Linked DNA regions of Homo sapiens: region 1 is linked to region 2. A link is a loop called in an ENCODE intact Hi-C map of the cell type or tissue named here. Cell type or tissue: ovary. All regions are shown on one strand. Links, peaks and the distances in the headings refer to the core of each region. The heading gives the core; the rest is flanking DNA. Region 1 has its middle 59 kb from the start of LINC02038. Region 2 holds the start of LINC00887 (long intergenic non-protein coding RNA 887).

The links. Hi-C counts contacts between places; a loop is a spot of excess contacts. Peaks named below come from ENCODE experiments on the same cell type or tissue, not always from the same donor. Only the 100,000 strongest peaks of a DNase experiment are listed, where the experiment ranks them.
Region 1: a loop joins it to region 2, with 4 times the contacts of the local background. A loop is called at or near these places in 3 of 110 quality-filtered maps.

The regions. Positions count from the first base shown.
Region 1 is chr3:193,898,638-193,906,970 of GRCh38, forward strand. No RefSeq gene overlaps it. Among named protein-coding and RNA genes, the nearest start is that of LINC02038, 59 kb to the left of the region's middle. In ovary, for the core only: no CTCF peak of the experiment used is centred there; a DNase peak (open chromatin) is centred at 7,674.
Region 2 is chr3:194,311,953-194,320,285 of GRCh38, forward strand. LINC00887 (long intergenic non-protein coding RNA 887) reads right to left here and starts at 852. Exons shown (of 3, transcript NR_024480.1): 1 at 649-852. RefSeq lists a silencer at 3,562-3,901 and enhancers at 3,606-4,106, 3,972-4,021. In ovary, for the core only: a CTCF peak has its summit at 3,877 (motif pointing left); DNase peaks (open chromatin) are centred at 1,049, 1,189, 1,799, 3,749 and 1 weaker place; H3K4me3 peaks cover 504 bases; H3K27ac peaks cover 3,684 bases.

The DNA of each region.
Region 1 (8,333 bases), core at 317-8,316, 410 kb before region 2:
CCCAACAGCTACACTAGGCTGATTTAAATCAGAAGGCCAAGGTCCTGCATTTCACCTACTCTGATGCTTTTATCCCCTGAGGCCAGTACAGCATGAAGTTCTGATATCATTCTTTTGAGTAGGGCGGGGGTGGGCAACAGAGAGCAACAACAGGCCCAAGGCTTTGGCAAGTCCTTTGGGGGTGGAATGAGGACACCGTCTTTGAAGGCCCTATTCCCTCCAGTGGGCCTTCCATCTGGCAGGGAATTGAGATGGTCTCTCTTGAACCCTCAAGAAGATTGTGACCCACAAACTAAAGGCTGACAGTCTAAGTAAGTTCTAGGCAAGAGTTGCCCTTGGGAGCTTAACTCTCTATTGGCTTTGGCCCCAGCAGGATACCCCAACAACTGTCATGCCCCATAGACAGCATTTTAAAAACATCTCCTTCCACACCAGAACCCTGACATTCCAATTTGATATGTAGAAGCTGGCAAGTTCCTGCCTCAGCCTATGCCCAAGGAATCTCTCTTCTGTGTAGCATCCCTGCCACTCCACCCACCCTCATACATCTGCTCCCTAGCAGGACTTGGTGTGCCTTTTACCAGCCCAAGCTACTTAGAAAGCACAGTTGGTGCATGATTTATCTCCCTGTTCATGCCCATGCTTAGCATTGTGCTTTGTATTTGGCTAGTGCTGAAGAAATACCTCGGAAAATGCTAAATAATACAAATTCTGAAAACAGTTTTATAGGGAATTGTGAGTACTTAATTTAGGAACTCTTACTGGCTTATGTCTTTTGGAGTACAGATAAACATATGCTTTTTAATGCTTGGTGCAGATTATAAGTGTGTAAGTAAAGTGCCTGGCACATTGTAAATTTAACAAATATTGATTGATTAAATGGATAAATTAACCGAAGAATGCATACAAAGAAAGAAAGGTTATAAAAAGCATTTCAGAAATCCTCAAATCAAAGTGAAAAATCAATGGCAAGATTGTGATGGATGTCTCCATTTCACAGTGAAATTCATGGAAAATCCACAATTCTACAAGATGCATGAACAACTATAACCTGTCCATTGATCACTCCTTTGTCATTATATTATATTATATCATATTATATTATATTATATTATATTAATTATATTATCAGAATATCAGGGGAATTTGCCTTTGTACATTTCTCAAATTAACTTTTAAAATTATCTGATTATTTTTAGAAAGAGATCCCACTCAGGTGAAACTTTGAAATAGAATTTAACTATAAACAAATGCTGTTTAATTCTCTCCTAAATTGCAAAGGTCAGATTACTTTCTAAGGTCTGGGTTTTCTTTAGTGAGGAAGATGTGCAAATTAGGAATTAAACGATAAAGTCAGACCGGCTCATCTAGAAGCATGGCCTCTCTGCTTTTTAATAGGGCTCTTTTCCATTCGGTTTGAGATAAAGTGGCCCCAATTATTTTAGAATCCTTTAAAGGAAAAGATATCCATAAATTAACCTATAGTCTTCTCCTTATTTCACAGAGAAATTAAATTCTTACTTTAAATGACTTAAGTCGTGTTGCACAAAATCAGACAAAACTCCCTTCTGTAGTGCCGCAAGAGACAGACACAGCAGCACAGAATTATGGAGGTAAAAAGATAAATAGAAATAGATATAAACACACACCCCACTAGCAAAATTCAATAGTAAGATCAAAGCTAAACTCTCTCCTTCACAGAGTTCCTGTTAAGATTTTTTCCCCCTCTTCTGCACCATAATCTGAGTCTTGGATACTTTGCTTCCTATTCAGCCTCAAGATCAAACAGCTCACACACATCTGCTGGGGTAAGGTTTGGGTTTTGTTTCGTTTTTTTTTTAAAGGCATTCAATAATTGGTGACGGTAAGATGAGAAGAAGAGTTTGAACATCAACATAAAGGCAACAGCAAAATACATCATCACAGTCATTGTGCCATGGAGATGAGGGGTTGGGGGGAGACGTGCCTGCATGAGGGTGCAAATGTTTGTAAAAGCTAACTCCAACATATTCCAAGGAGAACATTCTCTGATTATTTGCCCTAGCATTTAGAATTAACCTTTTAAAAAAAATAGGAATTGTTTTATTTCATCTCTTTCCAAATGGAATTCTGCTTCTGGCCTGTTTTGAGAGCAAAGAGGTCAGAGGCCTGGCCTCAGGAAGCATGTGGTCTCATGTAGGAGTTAGGTATGCCCATATGTAATTGGAGCATGAGGCAAAATGTGGTCCCCAGGGAACAGGAATCTTCTGTGAAAGTGCAGGGCAAGAAATGCTGTCTTATGACAGCAGATGGAGAAGGCTTCCTGGAGGAGGTGGCATTCAAAGAGAGCCTTGAAGGATACATTTCATAGGGTTTTGTTAGGGAAGTAGATGGAGAATGACCCAGGCAGGGGGACTGGTAGGAACAAAGTGGTGCTGGAAAAATACACACATATTTAGGGTTCAGTGTAACTGGGGTACAAGAGCTGGCATTCTCCCCTCCAAAAGCTATGAGCCCTGCTATTTGAGGGGCTCACACCCTCTTACAGTCATCCTAGAGCCAGCCCATTCTGATAGTTAGGTTAAGTAATGGTAAGCTGCTATAACAAATAACCCCCAAGTCTCGGTGGCTTGATATAATAAAAGTTAATCTCTTGCTTAGACAAAGTCCAGTGCAGATCAGCAGCTCTCCTGGTGACTCTCTGCATGCAGCCCTAGGGACCCAGCCTGCTTCCATGTGCCACTAACCTGCAGTGTGACCTTGGGCAAGTCACTTCTGTGGACATTACATTCTTCATTTACAAGACGAAGCTGATAGTTCTTGACCACCTACCTTATGGGATTATTGTGACTGTCAAATTCTTAGTAAACAACAATAATTATTATAATTATAAAAGCCTCAGCACTTATTAAATTCTTACTATTCCATAGTCACTGTGCTATGTGTCTTGAGAACATTAATTCATTTACTCCTCATAACAGTATTGTCACAAAAGTTTTGCCACTATTATTGTGATCATTAGGTGGGTTTTTTTTGGCATTCATAAGTGAAACATAATTGTAAAGGAATATTTCTTGAACATATCGAGCAGGCTTCCTGCTTGGGGCCTCACACTTGCTAAGCCGTCTTTTAGGGATTCTCTGGCCAGGTATCAACAGGGCTAATGCGCAGCCTTCATTTGGGTCTCTAGCCTCGTATCATTTCTTCAGAGAGGATGTTCCTGTCTGATCTATGTTCTCAGAGTATCCCTTATACCCCACCATTTTCTCTATCCTCTAGCCCTGTTTTATTGTTTTTTTTACAGCATTGTAACCCCCTGGCATATTGTGCTTTTGTACATTTATTTACCGTCAGAGTCCCCAAGCTAGATTCTAAGCTCTATGATGGCAGTATTCACTGCTGTATCTCCAGTGCCTAAAACAGGGTTTAGTGTGCAGTGGGTGCTCAGGAAATATTTGTAATAATCCAATCTCTATGCTGCAAATTGATGTGGGAAAATAAGCCTTTGTTACTTTTCTTTTTCAGCAGAGAAGCTGTATCCAAAGCACAGCTGCATTATTTAGAGGGCTGTGAGTCTAAAATGTGGACACCGTACAGCCCAGGGTGAGGAAACCTACCCACTGTGACCTGTCAGCTCTCTCCCGGTGAAAGGTTAGAAGGAGGCATGCTCCCTCTCAGCCCCTTCTCGGGCATCTGGGTCGCCTGTGCAGGCTTTAATCAAGTTATCATATCTAGCCAGGGTCTCCTGGATGCCGTCACTTCTGAATGAGAAAAAATTTGCAGACAAATTTCTAGCAGCAGGAAGTTGGTGCTCTCCTGCAAGGCTGCCTGAAAAGCACCTGCAACATCAGCAGCCTCCCTCCTGCTCCTGCTGGGAGCCGGCTCCAAGCCTCTGGCTTTGGGACTGGAGGGCTTTCTGCTCATTCATGTCTAGCCTACCTGCCCCTCTGAAATATTGCTCTGGTACCAGTGCTGCCAGCTGGGCATGGAGGAGACCTAAGCCCACGTCCAGGCTGGCGACATCTCCTTAATAAGCTTTCCTGAGTTGCTCTAGTCAAAGGAGAGGAAATCACGAAGCCATCAGTGCCAGCCAAGCCTGCCGGCTGCATTGTCCCCATGAGCGTGGGGCATGTGAGGCGGTGCCAGGAAAGCTCACTTTAACTTACAAGAGCCCTGTTCAAAGGAAGGGCTGTGCTGGCCTCTATATGTGCCCAGCCATTTTCACTTGTAAAGTGGAAACTGTGAGAGAAACACAAAAAGCACTTTTCCCCTTTCATTAGAAAGGAAACTTTTTTTCCCCCTAGGAAAGAGAGTTTTGCTGGAGAGAAAGAGTTGAGAGGATAAAGATATTGGCAGAGCTTAATGCCATAAATCTGATTAATTTACCTTGTGACACTCTCAACAAAAAAGTGAAGGGTCAGAGCCTTGCCTGCAAACTGACCTTTCACCTGCAGCCACGGTGGTAACAATGAGAGCCTGAGCCGCCTTTCACAGCTACCTGCTGCTTCCTACAATGAGATTGGACACAGTTTTCAACATGATGGAGAGCGCCTCCAGAGCCAGCGCCCTTTGTTCTTTCTGTCTGTGGGGTGGAAAGCGCCCAGGCCAACGTCTTCACCTTCTAATGTTCACATAGGACCAGACAAGATCTTCTGTCTCTGGGACAGAGCAGAAAGGAAGGAAAACAGAGTGCTTTCTCTATGATTCATTGAGCGAACATATATTTAATAGGTTACAGAATATACGAAGATGAATAATCCTTGGTCCTTGCCCTAAAGGCACACAGGAGACCATGTCACTATCTGAAACAGGATGCAATCAGCCCCTAATGTATGGGAGGTTCTCAATGCATGATCACAGGGTCAATGATTGATGGATCTGTGAGGGCATTTTATGCAAAGGAAGATACGACAGGAGACAGAGTCTGGAATTGCCGGACTGGGAAACTCAGAGAATGACATTCACCTTCATCTCTTAAATCACAGCATTGCACCTAAGGGATGGGGAGTGAGCTGACCCTCCCTCTGCAGTTCACATTTCTGTTAAACAGTATCTCTGACTACGCAGGATCTCATGGGACACAGCTTGCTTATACTGGGATGCCCGTCATGGCAACTATTCCTGGGAATGCGCAGCCCCGTGTAGAATACTTTCCGAGATTTCTCTGTTCCTGCAAGTTGCCACATCGTGTTGCAGCCCTTGCAGCTTTCTCGTTTTGTGTTTCACCCCAGTCTTGGAAGAACGTATTAATCGAGGGCAACGTGCGGCAGAATAGGGCACTGAAATGGGAACCAGCTACTCAGTCAAGCACCGCCAGAACCTGTTATCTGTGGAATTCACATTGGATTCAGCCTTGTTTTGTGGTAGAGTTGTGCTGTGTTTTTAAATTCACATTTCTCTCTGTCTCTTCTAAAGACACCCAGTTTTTACGGATTCAGCACTTTCCAAGCCTGGCTGGGCCCATTTTGAACAGCTGGCAGCCACAGAGACTTGAAAACACCCCCTTGAGCGGTGGAGCTCAGCTCCCTGGAGATTTACGATGGCAGCAGATGGGCCCAGGTGGGCTCATGTGAGAATCCCAGACAGGTCTAGCTCCATCTGCAGACTGAAATTGTGTCTAAACAGGAGGCTAGGCACACTCACCTTCTAAATTCACTTTGAAACTGCTCAAAGTGTAAAAGGAATTTATTGACGCTGAAAGGTCTGGAGCATGCAGGCAAGACACCAGGAATTTCTCAGGAAGAAAGAAGGGAAAGAGAGGAAGGAAAGAGAAGGGGAGGGAGTGAGGCATAGAGAGAGATGAGCTCTTAACAGAAAGTGCACGTGACAAATTAGCACAGAGCACGATTCTGCCATGCCACTGGTCTGGTCTCCCCAGCTGGTGACTGGAGCCCCTTCTGTGGGGCACTGATGGTCAGGAACGTTGTCCACCATGGCTCGGCTCTAAGAAGGAGCAATCAATCCTCCCTTATCAGCTTAGAGGGGCCTTTAGGGGTCAACTAATACTAGACATGATACTAGACACCACCAGGCAGGTGATGGTGGCGGTTGTGGTTCTTTGTTGTTTTGGCCATGTTTACGAATCTGAAGCCCAAGATTCAAGGCAGATCATAGGGCAATGCCTCTGCTGGAAGTAGAAGTAGGAGGTAGCCTGGAGTCCCAGCCCCGGAGACATTTCTTCCACCTTATCCTACCAGTTCTCCAGCTTCCCCAGTTGACCCACAAAAGGCATTGAGGGTGAAACCAACTAGTTCGTTCCAAGGCCCAAGTTGGCAGAAGGCCCCAAGAGAAGGGAACTGACCTGAGTCACTCTGAGTGAGTGATGGCAAAATAGGACCAGAAACAAGTCTCCTGTCCTCAGCCAGGTTCTTTCCCTCACACTCCAGGCAAGCTATGTACCTGGGCATCACTTCTTCCTGACTCTTCAGAAAAGGGATGGAGGTTGCTACAATAGCAAGAGAAGCAGGAGGAAGCCATCTGGGGCTGTGGGTCCTCCCCATCCCAGGCACACATTTTGAAGCTGCAGCCAGGGAACATGTACTGCATGGGGCTAAAATATCCTGAAACCACCGCTAGCCCCAGATTCAGACAGCCAGATTTTGTCTGGGTGCCATATGTCTGGCATCTTAGAGATTTCATTTCCATTAAAAACATAAGCATCGGCCAAGCACAGTGGCTCATGCCTGTAATTCCAGCACTTTGGGAGGCTGAGGCAGGCAGATCACGAGGTCAGGAATTCGAGACCAGCCTGACCAATATGGTGAAACCCCGTCTCTACTAAAAATACAAAAATTAGCCAGGGATGGTGGCACGCACCTACGATCCCAGCTACTCAGGAGACTGAGGCAGGAGAATCGCTTGCACTCGGGAGGTGGAGGTTGCAGTGAGCGGAGATCACACCACTGCACTCCAGCCTGGGTGACAGGGGAAGACTCCGTCTCAAAAAACTAACAAACAAACAAAAAAAGCATAATCATCACAATAAGGGGAAAGCTGAATTTATTTGTTCATTCAATGCTTATTAAAGGATTTACTTGTGATTTATTGATTTTTAAAAATAGAAAAGTAAAAGAGAACAACAAAACAATAGATCACATATTCTCCAGGCAACTTATGGCCTGATGCCAGCATGAGGCCTGGCTTCAATAGGATAGTCGTGATACGTTGAAAGGTACATTTCAGTTCAGAAATCAATGAGAGAATCTGATACAATTTGAACAGATGAATAATGTGAGCAAAAGACATTCCCCGGCACTTAAAAAACATTGTTTTGGAAGATCATCCAGACTTGCAATTTAATACCAGATGTTGGCGTCTGGAGAGAGCCTGGTTTGACAGTTTGGCAGGAAATATGAAGAAAACACAAATGGCAATTCAAAAAACAAAAAATAAAAGTTATAGCAAGGATTGCTGCAATGACCCAGTTAAGCAGTCCTGGAATGTCAGAAAGCCAGAGTTTATCACCCGTAAAGCTCAGGTCATGGAAAGGGCAGCTTGGGCCCTGGAAGGTTCCGGAAGGGTATCTGAGGGTGAGGAAAGGGAAAGTTCTTTGGTGAGCTCCCTGAGGCCGTCAGTGGTGGAGGGAAGCAGGCCAGAGGGTACGGCTGGTTTCTGTGATGTGGCTGCAGGGGCGAGAGGGAATGTCTCTCCCAACCTACTATTACGGCAGCTGCGGTTGGGCCCATCCTGACAGCTGGGCACTGGCAGAGAACACAGGAAGCTGGTTGACCCCAGCCATCAGCACAAGCGGGAAGAGACAGCGGTTCTCCCAAACCCTGAGTCCAGGACACACCACTGCAAACTCCCAGGAGCCTAACTGTCCGGGTTTATATTGTACCTTCCTGCTCGTGGCTAGAAATTCACGTTACATTTTTTTTCAAGATATAATTTACATGCAGTGAAATACTTAGATCTTAAGTGTTTGTTCAGATTTGGCAAGTGAATACACTCATCTGCCCCGTACCTTGATCAAGACACAGAACATTGCTCTCACTCCAGCAATTTCCCTCACGCCTCTTCCCAGTCAACTCCGCTTTGTATACACACAACGTAAAGCAACCACTGATCTGAATTCTGTCACCACAGGTTACATTTGCTATTGCAGAACTCTATAGAAGTGGAATCATACAGTGTGTCCTCTTAGGAGTCTGGCCTCCTTAATTCAGCATGTTGTTAAGATTCATGCATGTTGTTGCATGTATCAGTAGTAGTTCATTCCTCTTTTTTTTCTTCCTGAGTAGCATTTCATTGTATATCACAATTTGTTGTTTATTCATTCACCTATTGTTGGACATCTGAGATGTATCCAGCAGTTAGCTATCATGAACAATCTTGCTATAAACCTTCCTGTATAC
Region 2 (8,333 bases), core at 182-8,181:
ATCTAAAATTGCAACACACATACAACCTCGTCACTCCCCAGCACCTCACCCTGCTCTCCTTTTCCCCCTAGTGCTCTCACCTGTTAGATATTGACTTGTTTCTTTTTAATTTTTTTTTTTTTGAGACAGGGTCTCTCTCTGTCGCCCAGGCTGGAGTGCAGTGGCACAATTACGGCTCACTGCAGTGTCAACCTCCTGGGCTAAGACAATCCTCCTACCTCAGGCTCTCAAGCAGTTGGGGCTACAGGTGCACCACCACACTCAGCTAATTTTTGTATATTTTGGTAGAGATGTGGTTTCACCATGTTGCCCAGGCTGGTCTCGAACTCCTGGGCTCAAGTGATCCTTCCACCTCAGACTCCCAAAGTGTTGGGATTACAAGCATGAGCCACAGCACCCGGCTGACTTATTGCTTATACTTGTTTGTTCTTGGCCTCCTTTGGCCAGGACCTGTCTTCCTCATTGCTGAATCCCATGAGCCTGGAGCCATGCCTAGGTCAGTAACTCCCTGTTGAAAACAACAGAGACTGAAGGAAGAAGTAACTATAATTAATGCAGGTGGTTCGAGATGCACACTTGGAGAAACACTGCTCCAAGAGCATGAAGTTGGCACCAGCCTGACGGGGGTTGGGTCCCAGCTCTACCCACCTGCTGTGTGACTTCAGACAATTTCAGCCTCCTGCGCATCAGTTCTCTCTCATCTGTGAAATGGAGACAATCCTTCTATCTTAGGGCTGCAACACAAGGATCCAGTAATATAACCAGGCACAGAGCAGGACGCTGCAGCGATACTCCCTCCCTTATCTTCTGGGTGGAATTTTGCAAGCAACGGTGTCTGAGCAGAAAATGAATCTGAAGCCTCCCAGGGGGGAGGGAGCACATTCTGTTTCTCATCAGGCGGAGAGGCGGGGAGGAAGAGTGAATGGAGGTCACCCATCGAGGGGAGTGTATAAGTCATCCCTGCCGGCTACCTCTGCAGCTCACAGGACACACGTTCACCTCCCTCCCTCCCTCCTTCCCTTCCCACCAGCAGAAATGAACAAGCAGTTTCTCTGAGTAAACAGATGATAAATCACTGGCTAGAATCAGTACTCCCGCCAAAGCAGCATCATTGGAGATCTCAGGCAGAGCAAGCGCACGTGCTTGGGGACTGCAATTTGGGTTTAGAGGCAGCCCTGCCAGGCCTGCACACTGCCGGGTGAGCATTCCTCCCCAAACAGCCCAGCCCGCTTCCCCGGGGCTCTTGGAGTAAGTCCCGCAGACTCTTGCCAGCCCCACCTGGAAGGACTTAAGCTCCAGCGTGGGGGATGCGGGTGAGATGGGAACGAGGATTTCCTGACAGCGATCCTGGAATGGGTGACTGAGCTTATAGACTTTTTCTCTGAGTTTTATGAAGCAGATAGGATTTGGAGGTAAAGAGACAAAATAAAAAATGTCTACACACACACACACACACACACACACACACACACACACACACACACAAAGACAAACACATTATACACCCCAAAGAGAGGAAAAGAGAACAGCCCCTGCAGAGGGGGATCAGGGCATCTGTCCACATGGATGTCAGGACAGTGGCGGGGACACACAATCCAGAGTCCAGAGCCCACGTCCAAGCTCCAGCTCCACCACTCACTGTCCAGTGACCTTGGACCAGTCTCTCTCCCAGCCTCCTCTCGGGGTTTCTTCCTCTTGAAGCACGAGCATGCATCCCTGATGCTCCCTGAGCTGATGTTTCATGGGTCTCTGATTTCCAGTTGGGCCCTGGCCAGGCGCATTGCGGAGGCAGTAGGGAAACTTGCCCAAATGTGTGGCCACCCCAATCTTCTTGGCCAGCCCCCAGCCCCAGCTGAGATCCAATTCAAAGCTTGGACCTTTACTTTCAGAGTCTACGATGGAAGGAGCAGGATTCGTACTGACGTCCCACACCTTTTTCCTGGCTTTCTGTCCCCGGTGGAGGCTCTGTGCCTGGCAGGCTAAACGCCCTCTGAGCTCTTAGAGGCAGTTTCCACCCTCAGCCCCTGCCCCAGCTGTGACAGCCTCAGGGTCAGGCTGAGCCCTGGAACCGTATCTGCTCATCTGGATTCAAGGAGAGACTACTGTTCTTCAAAGTAACCCCACTCCCGGTGGAACCCAGCCGCCACTCCCACAGGGCTGTCCAAAGTATCCCACTAGAGACCCCAGCAGGAGCTTCTGAGGAATTAGCGTGGAAAGGGATCTGCCAGGGTCTGGTTGTGTGACCTTGAGCAAGTCCCTTACCCTCTCTGGGTCTCAATTTCCCCACCTGGCTGGGCTGGCTCTGTGCCATCTGCCCAATGCCCTGTCTGGCCGCTGGCAGCCTCTCCCTCCCTGGGGCTGTAGGGAATGCTCCCCTCACTGGCCAGCCAGGGGTGGGGTTCAAATGGGGGAAGCCAGGAGCAACCCTTGCAGTCAGGGCTCCAGGCAGGAATCAGAAGAGAAGCCTCCGCCTCTTCTCCCCAGCAACATCTCTTCCCATCTTAGAATTATGGGCTGGCAAAGCCAGGGAGGCTATCAGGCATCATCCAAACCATTATGTACATGGCCTTCCTCCAAATGAAATCTCACACAAATATCAGATTGGAGGTTTGGGAATGGGGATAAGGGGATGGGCAGAGATGAAATATGGCGTGGAACATTTATGATAAAGACAGCTCTGGGCCAGGCACGGGGTGGTTCACACCTGTAATCCCAGCATTTTGGGAAGCCAAAGCAGGAGGATTGCTTGAGACCAGCCTGGGCTACACAGTGGGACTCCGTCTCTACAAAAAATAAAAAAAAATTAGCTGGGCGTGGTGGCGCATGCCTGTAATTCCAGCCTCTCAGGAGGCTGAGGTGGGACAATCGCTTGAGCCTGGGAGGTCAAGGATGCAGTGAGCTGCGGTCACGCCACTGCACTTCCAGCCTGGGTGACAGAGCAAGACCCTGTCTCAAAAAAAAAAAAAAAAAAAAAAAGACAGTTCTGGCGTCCTGGTTGGGGAAACTCCTCCAGCCATGGAAGACCCTTCCAGCCAGCTGGGGCAGCTAGACAAGACAGCGTTGCTCTACTCGGCTGAGTTCTCCTCTCCAGAATCAACTCCCATCGCTGCTTAAAGGGAGTAATGTGGCTGTGGGGGACAGAACACTAGAGTTTCATCAGCAACCTCGTCACCCCCAACATACAAAACGCTCCTTACAAACGCAGTCCTATCTGTGCTGCTAAAGAAGGCAATCCCCCCTTCACCATCCCATCTCTTCCACTTCTGTGCATGAGAACGCATAGGCAGGAAGTATCTGATCCACACGGCTCAGATGAGAGAAAAAGGAGGAGCAGGAACAGGAAAGGAACTGAGCAGAGGAGAGACCCAGAAAGGGAAAGGTGAGAGGTGGTTCTTGCGGCTGACTTGGCAAAGCCCCAGGCCTGTGGGATTTTCCGGGACCCTCCGTGTTCTGAAAAGGCAGGGGAGGGGCAGAGAACAGCCAGGGAAGATGGAAAAGGAAACTGGTGTCCTGCCGGGTGGAAATGGGGGAGAAACTCTCGCGTGAGTGTCATCAGAGCAGCATGAGCAAGGGCTCGGTCCCAGAGGTGAGCCCGGCGTTCTGCCTGGAGGGGGCGGGCAGCAGGGCTGGCCAGGGTGAAGCAACCTGTGCCGAGCGGCTGCAAAGGCCGCGTCTCCCCAGCACGGAGCACATCACTGACGTCAAGCGCGGCGAGGCCGCGGCCAGCATTAATTAGGTGCCGATGCACGGGGGCGGGCCGGCCTGGGCCAGAAGCCGCTCCCGGAGGCTCCGACCCCCGGGGCTTCGCGCCGCCTCCCAGCCCGGAGCTCCTCCAGCCGCTGGCGAGAGGAGGCTGAACCGCAGCCGGCCTCCCAGCGGTGCCACAGCGCGCCCTAGTGGCCGTCGTCCGGAAAGCGCCGTCAGAAGAATCGCAGGCTCGCAGCCTGGGAGCCCCGCAGCCCTCATCTTCTGTCCGCCCTAAGGCTCATTGACTTCACATTAGAATCACTTGGGGAGACTGTAAAAATCCCGATGCCCGGGAGGCACCTATTCCGATTACATTAGAACCCCGACAAGCGGGCCCCAGGCCCCAGTATTTTTAAAAACTCTCTCGGTGCTTCCTATGCACCGCCCAGTTTAGAAGCTGTTGTCTTAAAGCAGTGGTTCTCAGAATTGAGCTCATGGGAGTCGCCTGGAGGGCTTGTTACATCACATATTGCTGGGCGCTACCCCAGAGTTTCTGACCCAATACTTCTGTAGCTTGGCCCTACTCGCTCTTACAAGGTTCCCAGGTGATGCCGATGCTGCCGCTCCGGGATCACACCTGGAGACCTAGTGCCAAACCCTCCTAATCAAGGCACCGACTCAGCCGGCACCGCGGGATCACCAGGGAGCTTGTTAGAAATGCAGGTTTAGAGACCCCGCCTCAGAACCATTGAGAGAGAATCTACATATTTTATTTTGCTTTTTATTGACCCATAATTGTACGTATTTCTGGGGTACAATGTGATGTTTTGATACATGTATGCATTGTGTAAAAATCAAATCAAGGTATTTAGCCTATCCATCATCTCATCTTTGCTAAAGAAATTGTAAATCTTTTCTACCTACTTTGCAATGTACAATACGGTACTGTTAACCACAGTCACCTTGCTGTGCCATAGAACACAAGAACTTCCTCCTCGCTGCAACTTTGTACTTGTTGACCAATCTTTCCCCATCCAACCCTGCTCCCAGCCTCTGGTAACCACTCTTCCACTCTCTCCTGCTAGAATCTTCATTTTCTCTAGACGCAGGTGATTCACCCAACATTAAGGTTTGAAAGTATTGCTCTAAACACCATTTGTGCAGGCCTTACACAATCAGGCTATGTTGACAGCTTGGAAGACCACTTCACATCCCCCACCCGGCCCCAAACCTGATCTCTGGATCAGAGAGCTGGATAGAATGTCCCAGATTATCTGATCCAATTCTTTTGCAGGACAGATGAGGGAAACTGAGGCCCAGAGAAGGGGATGAACTTGCCCAAGCTCCCTGGGTTCTAGGGTGGCCTGTCATCCTGGGTACCTCAAAGCTCATATGGTCATAAACAACCCCCTTCCTCCCCAGGAGGCAGCATGTGAGTTCTGCTCTTGATCCACCTATCAGGCGGCACGCACTCCAGGGGGGCTGTGGCGGCCCGGGCTCCATCCCGGCTGCTTGGGAGGGCACTGAAGCAGTGAGCAGAGACACAGGACATCGCATCAGAGAACATGGTACAAGGAAACCTGTGCAAGATGTTTAGGTTTGAAAGCTAGGTGTCAGCCACTGGGCCTCCATGCTGAGATTCATACTCCCATCTTGTTCATGATTATTCTGAATTCTCAGGGAAAATAGACAGGTCAGAAGCCTATCTTAGGGACACCGAAGCAAATCTGTACACACTAAGCATTCTGTCCCAACAGTGGGCTGGATGGCCACCTTCAGCCGCAGCTTATGGTGGGTTTCTGTCTTTTCGTCCTGTTACTTGGCTGGAGTTGAATGGCCAATGAAGTTGGGCATGAGTATGTGGACCCCAAGTTGTGCTGCCCTCGTAGACAAGTTAAATGAGCTAATGGTAAGCGCTGTCTATGGCCATTGTGTTAGTATATTTGTGCATTGCTATAAGGAAATGCCTGAGGCTGGTAATTTATAAGGAAACAAGGTTTAATTGGCTCACAATTCTGCAGACTGTTCAAGAAGCATGGCGTCAGCATCTGGTCCTGGTAAGAACCTTGGGAAGCTTCCACTCATGGTGAAAGGTGGAAGGCAAAAGGGGAGCAGGCACATCACATGGCAAGAGTAGGAGCAAGGGGTTGGGGGAGGTCCCAGACTCTTTTAAACAACCAGATCTCACATGAACTAACTGACCAAGAACTCACTTATCACCAAGGGGTGTGCTTAACCATTCACGAGGGGCCTTCCCCCATGATCCACTCACCTCCTACCAGGCCCCACCCCCAAAATGGGAATCACCTTTCAACATGATAATCGAAGGGGACAAATATCCAAACCACGTTATTCCCCGCCCAGGACCCAAATATCATGTCTTTTTCACATTTCAAAATACAATCATGCCTTTGCAATAGTCCCCCTAAGTCTTAACTTGTTCCAGAATTAATCCAAAAGTCCAAGTCTCATCTGAGACCCAAGGCATGTTCCTTCCACCTATATGCCTGTAAAATCAAAACAAGTTATTTACTTCCAAGATACAATGGTGGCACAGGCATTGGGTAGATATTCCCATTCTAAAAGGGAGAAATTGACCCAAAGGAAGGGGCTACCAGACCCACCCAAGTCTGAAACCCATTGGGGCAGTCATTAAACCTTAAAGCTCCAAAATGATCCTTGATCCCATGTCCTGCATCCTGGGTGCACTGGTTCAAGGGATGGGCCCCCAAGGCCTTGAGCAGCACTGCCCCTGTGGCTTTTCTGGGTCTAGCCCTGTGGCTGCTCTCATGGGTTGGAGTTGAGTGCCTGTGGCTTTTCCATGCTCAGTATGCAAGCTGTCAGTGGCTCTATCATTCTGGGGTCTGGAGGACATCAGCCACCTTCCCACAGCTCCACTAGGCAGTGTCCTGGTGGGGGGTCTGTGTGGGGGATCCAACCCCCATTTCCCCTCCACACTGCCCTAGTAGAGTTTCTCTGGTGGGGGCTCCACCCCTGCAGCAGGCTTCTGCCTGGGCAGCCACCTTAGGCTTGCTGATTCATCCTCTGAAATTTAGGTGGAAGTTGCCAAGCCTCCTTCACACTTACATTCTGTGTGCCTGCAGGCTTAACACCAAGTGGAAACTGCCAAGGCTTATGGCAGCTTGCGTTCTCCAAAGCAGCAACTGGAGCTGTACCTGGGCCTGGGGTCTTTTGAGCCAGCAGAGATGTGGCAAGCAGTGTCCTGAGGCTGAACTGGACAACAGTGCCCCATACCTGGCCCCTGAACCCATTCTTTCCTCCTAGGCCCCTGAGCATGAGATGGGAAGAGCTATCTCCAAGACCTCTGAAATGCCTTTGAGAACTTTTCCCCATTGTATTGGATATTAGCATTTGGCTCCCTTTTAGTCATGCTAATGTCTCTAGCAAATGATTGCTACACTGGCTGCTTGGATTCCGCTCCTGAAAATGCTTCTTCTTTCCCTGCTGCATGGCTAGGCTACGAACTTTTATGCCCTGCTTCCTTTCATGTATAAGTTCCAACTTTAAGTCATTTCTTTACACCCATATCTGATCGTAGGCTGTTAGAAGCAGCCACGTCACTTCTTGATACTTAGAAATTTCTTCTGCCAGCTGCCACCAAATAAGTTCAACCTTCCACAAACCCCTAGGACATGAACACAATCCATCCAGGCTCTTTGCTAGGGAATAACACAGGTGATCTTTGCTTCAGCTCCCAATAACTTTCTCATTTCCATCTGAGACTTTGTCAGCTTGGACTTCACTGTCCATATCTCTATCAGCATTTTTGTCACAACCATAGATGTTCCAGACGTTCCCTCATCTTCCTGTCTTCTTCTGAGCTCTCCAGTCTCTTCCACCCTCTGCCCGTTACTCAGTTCCACATCTTTAGGTATTTTTATGGCGATACTCTATTCACTATACCAATTTTCTGTGTTAGTCCGTTTGTGCATTGCTATTAAAAATGCCTGAGACTGGGAAATTTATAAAGAAAAGAGGTTTAATTGGGTCACAATTCTGCAGGCTGTAAAAGAAGCATGGTGCCAGCATCTGGTTCTGCTAAAGACCTCAGGAAGCTTCCACTCATGGTGGAAGAAGAAAGGGGAGCAGGCACATCACATGGTGAGAGTGGGAGCAAGAGAGAGAGAAAGGGGAGGTCCCAGATGCTTAAACAACGAGATCTCACATGAACTAACTGAGCAAGAACTCATATCACCAAGAGGATGGTGCTAACCTACTCTTAAGGGATCTTCCCCCATGATCCACTCACCTCCCAGCAGGCCCCACTTCCAACACTGGGAATCACATTGCAACATGAGATTTGGAGAGGACAAAAATCCAAGCCATATCAGCCATTATTCATGCGGGCAGTCTGGGACACACAGAGACCCATAATAGCCTGTTGTGGGCACAGCATTTAGAGTCCAGATGGAGAAACTAGACAAACACATGAATAAGGGACAGAGAAATAGATATCACAAGACTGACGAGGTTTCAATGCCACGGAGGCAGTGATGACACTTGGAGCAGGCAGACACTGGAGAAATGCATGGCCATGGGTCAGGAAAACCAGAGCAGGCTTCCTGGAGGTGGTGTGGCTATCCCAGCCTAGATATGATGGAGCTTGGACATGAACCCTGGCCTGC